Regions from separate parts of the Homo sapiens genome. Here region 1 is linked to region 2. A link is a contact called in ENCODE Hi-C or POLR2A ChIA-PET data. All regions are on one chromosome and are shown on one strand. Each heading gives the region's core, a stretch centred on a gene start or an enhancer-like site at or near the end of the contact. The rest is flanking DNA. Distances are from core to core; before and after follow the strand shown. Region 1 overlaps RBMS3 (RNA binding motif single stranded interacting protein 3). Region 2 overlaps RBMS3 (RNA binding motif single stranded interacting protein 3).

The links. Hi-C counts contacts between places; a loop is a spot of excess contacts on that map. ChIA-PET counts read pairs that join two places held with the same protein, here RNA polymerase II (POLR2A).
Region 1: a map of cardiac septum shows a loop between it and region 2 (1.9-fold over the local background). The contact joins two enhancer-like sites. A Hi-C loop is called at or near these places in 2 of 168 maps with a recorded cell type or tissue (HCT116 and cardiac septum). POLR2A ChIA-PET finds 5 or more read pairs at or near these places in 3 of 52 experiments (H1, MCF 10A and OCI-LY7).

Annotation. Positions count from the first base shown.
Region 1 is chr3:29,502,838-29,505,675 of GRCh38, forward strand. All of the region lies in intron 3 of RBMS3 (RNA binding motif single stranded interacting protein 3), which reads left to right. Among named protein-coding and RNA genes, the nearest start is that of RBMS3-AS2, 140 kb to the right of the region's middle. Within about 2 kb of position 1,299, at least 8 of the 41 ENCODE cell types and tissues checked have a DNase peak (open chromatin) inside an H3K27ac peak, as active enhancers do.
Region 2 is chr3:29,452,283-29,454,982 of GRCh38, forward strand. The region is part of intron 2 of RBMS3 (RNA binding motif single stranded interacting protein 3); the gene reads left to right. Among named protein-coding and RNA genes, the nearest start is that of RBMS3, 170 kb to the left of the region's middle. Within about 2 kb of position 1,254, at least 13 of the 41 ENCODE cell types and tissues checked have a DNase peak (open chromatin) inside an H3K27ac peak, as active enhancers do.

The sequences.
Region 1 (2,838 bases), core at 49-2,548, 51 kb after region 2:
TGATACTTTCTCTTACTCTCAGGACTCAGAATGAGCCATGTGCTTCTTTAAAGGGCCTATGTGGTCGTTTCAGAGCAAATGCTCTCTTTCATCTTATTTAAGTTCTGTTTGGCTTGCCTCCCATATTTGCTCAGTGGGGATAAGGTTAAGACCTCTGAGGAGGCCACTCTATCCCAATTACTTACCCAGTCTCTTTTCTTTTCTTCAAATAGCTTGCGTGTAGTTGTGGAGAATGTTTGGGGGTCATTATCTTCTTGATGGATGAATCCAGAGATAAACAAACATTTTCTATTTGAATTCTAAAGGTATGATAAAGTTTAATCCAAAGACTTTTATGTTTTGAATTCATCCAGGCACCAATTCTTGCAGCAAAACATCCAAACGCCTGCTAAGGCCAATTATTTCTTTTGAAATCTGGTTTTTCTCAGAAAGTTCTTCCCCCATCCACGTAGTTTCCTATTGTCTCAAGTTGCCCTCCAGCCTCTAATTCTTACCGAGATTTACCTTGTCATTCATTCCCTTCTGTCCTTTACGGAAATGTTAAGCATCTGTGCTCAGTTTTTTTCAACAGCTATATTCAAGCACATGCTTTATTTCCTCGTACTCACTCTAGATTCCCCTGTCCAAGTTTGAGTCTGAATTTTTACAGTGTTTAGATTCTAACTACATTTCTTTCTTGCCTAGTTCCTGAGTGGTCTTTCTCTGGCCTGACATTCTACTTCCAGGCACCAATCCTAATATAACTGGATCCTGCTTTGGGAACTGTAAGGAGGATTGTTTTACTTCTCCAACACCATTGTCTGTGTTAATTTTGCTGATAGGATTTTTATAGGAAGCAGCATAACAGCAAGGCAGTCATTTCATATTTGTAACCAAAATCAAGTAATTCTCAGGTAGACCACAGATGTATTTTTTCCTGCTTCTTTGAAGCTGAAGATCGTTTGCAATAGGTGCCTATAAAGTACCTCTGCAGTGGAAAAAATAACATCCTATGTGGCATGGCATCCCTGTTCCTCCATGGAAACCACAGTTAGTTTTGACATTGCCAGAATTTTTGAATTTTGGGGAGAAGCTATGGGGAAAAAATGTAAAGGCTTTCTCATCTGGATTTAACTCGAGTTAAAGCATTACCTGAAGCTCTGTGCGGCCTTGTTTGGGCTTTGTTCTCTAAACAGTTTGTAGATGATTGTGTTCAGAATTCCCAGCCCACATTAGCTAACTGCACACATGTGGAAACACAGAGAGGCTATGACCTTTAGATCCACTCCAGAAATACAAACTTGGTCTCTAAGTTTAGAGAGGAAATTCTTCCCTCTCACTAGCCAGGATCTGGGACTGATGTTTTGCCCAGGTCACACATATGTCTGAGCCGTGCCAGTTAGTAGGGGAAAAAAATGACCTCTTGGGTAATTTGTACGTCATGAAGACTTGGCTCTGTCTTGGTCCAGGGAGCAGCAGCTCATTTAAAGTGCACAGGACCTTATGAGTTTTAGGGGGCCACAAAACATGAACCCAAATAAAGTGGAAATTTGTGATGATTGGTCTATGAGAAGGCAACCATAAAAATAATTTAAGAGGCAGTGAGCAGGCCTCTTGCCTTTTTTTCTGTCTGATTTATTTATTTATAAAATTTTAATTGGAAAATTAAAAATTAAAAAAGGTTCTGAAGGTAGATTCCATTTCTTGGCTATTGTGAATAATTACTACTATGAACAAGCAAGTGCAGATATCTCTTTGGCATACTGATTCTATTCCCTTCAGATGTGTACCCAGTAGTGGGATTGCTGGATGATATGGTAGTTCTATTTTTAATTTTTTGAGAAACCTCTATACTGTTTTCTCTAATGGCTATACTAATTTACATTCCCACCAAGAATGTGCAAGGATTCCCTTTTCTCCACATCCTCATCAACATTTATCTTTCATCTTTTTCCTAATAGCCATTCTAACAGGTGTGAGTTGATAGCTCATTGTGGATTTAATTTGTGTTTCTCTGATGACTAGTCATGGTGAGCATGTTTTCATATACCTGTCGGCTCTTTGTATGTCTTCTTTTGAGAAATATCTATTCAGGTCCTTTGCCTATTTTTAAAATTAGGATATTGAATTGATATATGTTAACCCCTTATTAGATCTATGGTTTGCAAATACTTCCTCCCGTATCAGACATATGTTATGTCTTCACCATGTTGATTGTTTCCTTGGCTGTGTTTTTCAGTTTGATGTAGTCCCATTCATCCATTTTCACTTTTGTTTCCTGTGCTTTTAGTGTCATGTCCAATAAATAAGTGACCAGACCAATGTCACAGAGCTTTTCGGCTGTGTTTTCTTCTAGTAGTTTTATAGTTTCAGGTCTTATATTTACATTTTTAATCCCTTTTGAGTTGATTTTTGTATGTAGTATGAAATAAAGGTCTAATTTCATTCTTCTGCTTGTGGACATCTAGCTGTCCCAACAATATTTATTGAATAGACTGTCCTTTTGCTCTTGTGTATTCTCAGTACCTTTGTCAAAACTCAATTGACTGTAATCACATGGATTTGTTTCTGGGATCTCTATTCTGTTCCACTGATCTATGTAATAGTTTTTATGCCAGTACCATACTCTGTTTATTATTGTAGCTTTGTAGTGTATTTTGAAGTCATGTAGTGTGATGCCTTCAATTTTGTTTTTTTTTTTTGTTGTTTGTTTGTTTGTTTTTACTCAAGATAGCTTTGGCTGTTTGAGGAATACTGTGGTTCCATATGAATTTTAGGACTTTTTTTTATTTCTGTGAAAAATGTTATTGGAATTTTTATATCAATCACATTTAATCTGTAGATTGCTTTGGGTAGTAT
Region 2 (2,700 bases), core at 4-2,503:
AACAGAGCATAGATATACAGTCTTGCCATCTGGATCAATGGAAGCAAAAATGAGAAAACCCATGGCTTATTACCTGCCTCCTTTTTTTGGAGGCTTTGACCTGGTTCTATTTAAGAGCATTCTCATATATTTTACTCTGTGATCTAGAATCAACAAATTTCTGCAAAATCTATACCAAAAGCAAGGTTTCTTGAAATAATTGGGAAAAAAAGAGAGATTTAGGATTTCAAATGTCAATAATTACATTATTCTGACACCTAGAATGCCCGTAAGCCAACTTCAAGTGTTGTTTGGTATATTTTGCGAAAAGAATTGAAACCAGTCCAGGAAAGCTGGAGATAAGAAAGAGTTTCAGCTGTTGAGCCACAGGAATCAGTTATTATTAATGTCCCATCAAATTATTTGACATTTATTTGCTTGATTTTATGTAGGGGACCTAGGTTATAGTTTATGAAAACAGGTAAAAACTTGCAATAAAATGGAAAGAAACATACATTGTCACTATCCTTCCTGAGTAGCTCAAACCAGGAATTTTATAATAAACAGAATAAGTTAAGGTAAAGCTGGGTCCTCAACAAGGGTTCTAAGAGGTCACTAAAATTGCATGCAAAATTTTGAAAGTATGCTTGAATATACATTTTTCAGGGTCAAGTTTACATAGCCTGAAAATGTTTTAAAAATTGGTGTAAATTTTAATGCATTCTGGACGTATAGAACCTAATACTTGTAATCTTGCTATTAATATGTTGATACATTGGAGAAAATCTACATATTCACAGAGTTTACACTGAAAGCTCTTTGAATCCCCGCTGCTTCCCTTGCTTGCTAAGACAGAAGCCTCAGGGACAAGGGCAGCTGCTTCCAGGATGTGAAATTTAGCTAATCTCAAATGTTTGACTTTGAACTCATTTGGAAGATATGTTTTAGTATGTAGCATTTGCTTTTCAGCCATTTTCTCTGGAATGCTTTTACTCCACTTAGGTAAAGAAAACTGGGACTTAGGGCTTCCACAGGAAGTAGATACCACTGGATTGGATTTTAGACAAGGAAGTGTTCTGTGTCTCTGGTTTGGCACAGCCTGGTGAAAATTGTTGAACTGCAGCATTTCAGACCTGGTGCCAGCCTAATGGCTACATGCCAAGATTACTATTTGGCGACAAGCAGCCAGACAAGCAGCTGGTTATTGCAGCGAATCCGAGCAGTGTGCCTGAGGCCATGTCTCTGTTGCCAGATCCCCCAACCCAGTTAGTAACCAAACCCTTGAGGCTTTCTCTGGGTTTGTTCTCTTCCAGCCTCATGGTGGGCTTTGGCCTGGCAAGGGTCGTCTCCAGCAGGTTGTCCTGCATGCGTCCTGAGCTGTGGTGTCTGGCTGGAATTAGGATGCTTATAGACCACGTAAAGTTAAGAGATTTCTTGGCAGCTGTGGCTGACACTGTGGGGGCACTGGCCAGAGCATGCTTGCACTAGAGGCTGGCTGGAAGAGGGCAGAATCAATATGAGCTGCTGGCATTCCACGCTAGCCAGGGGTGATGAAGTGACAGCCTGCTGGCATCTCCCTTTGGCCCTGCTGGCATCTATTTTGCACTGTTCTTTGTGAAAAGTGCTAAGACTGAGGGACCTGGTGAGCAAACTTGTCAGAGGAAATGAACTGGAGGAGGTGAGGGAAGAGAAACTGGCCCACAAGATAGAGCCACAACCAGTGACTGTAATGATAGTAGCAATAGGTGATCACAGTCTTAAGTAAATTTTCTCTGTATTTCCAAAGTGGAAAAAAAATTTCTTCCCTAGGCATTTCAACTCCCTTTTTCTGCCAGAACTTCTGGACCTTGAGAATAGTTTGATGTTAAGCTTTTGGAAGGGAGAAAGTATAGCTTTCCAGGAGGCCCCAGCTCCCTGTAGGTATTCCCCTCCTGGGATCTGGCACCATCTGTAAGTTTGCTGCAGCTGCTGATGAATTTAAACTGAGTTAGCAGGAGTTGGGCACAGCATATTTAGAAAGCACTCATCCCTCTTCTTTTGTTGGGGTGGGAGTGAGGAGAAGGGACTCTGGCAAGATTAGTTTCCCTCTGTTCACTCACAGACACCGTAATACTGTTTGCAGCACTGTGTCCTCCATGTTGATTCCTGGGTAATTCTCAACATCTTTGAAAGGATCTGGTAATTTCTCCCAGGGAAAGTTGAAGTATACTACAATGGTGGATCTATTAAAAATATTGGCATGGAAGAACAAGAGCTCTATTGTCTCTAATCCGCGTCACCACCCAGGACAAGCACCAACAGGACGCTTTCTATGAATCGTGTCTTTTATTCCACATATGTAATCACTTTCTGGAACTAAGTTTATGACTAGAATATCCAGCACTTAACATAAATGAAGTAAGTAGAATGAGAGTATAGTTTCAATGGTATTCTGCCATGGTAAAAATTTTCTGTTGCCTTTTCTTTGATTCGATACAGTGATAACTCTTTTACTTATTTGAACATTTATCCAAGAAACCTTAATGTTGTAGCCCAACATATAAAACAACCCTCAGGGCTATCTAGGTCACAGACAAAGCAGAGTCACATACATAGTTTCAGGAAAAATTCTATTAGTAGTTTAATGAATACTTCATTTCCAAATAATTTTATAATATTAGATCTGAGTGTTTTTTAAAATGTAGCTATGCATTTCAACGTCAAAATAGCACATTGGTATTT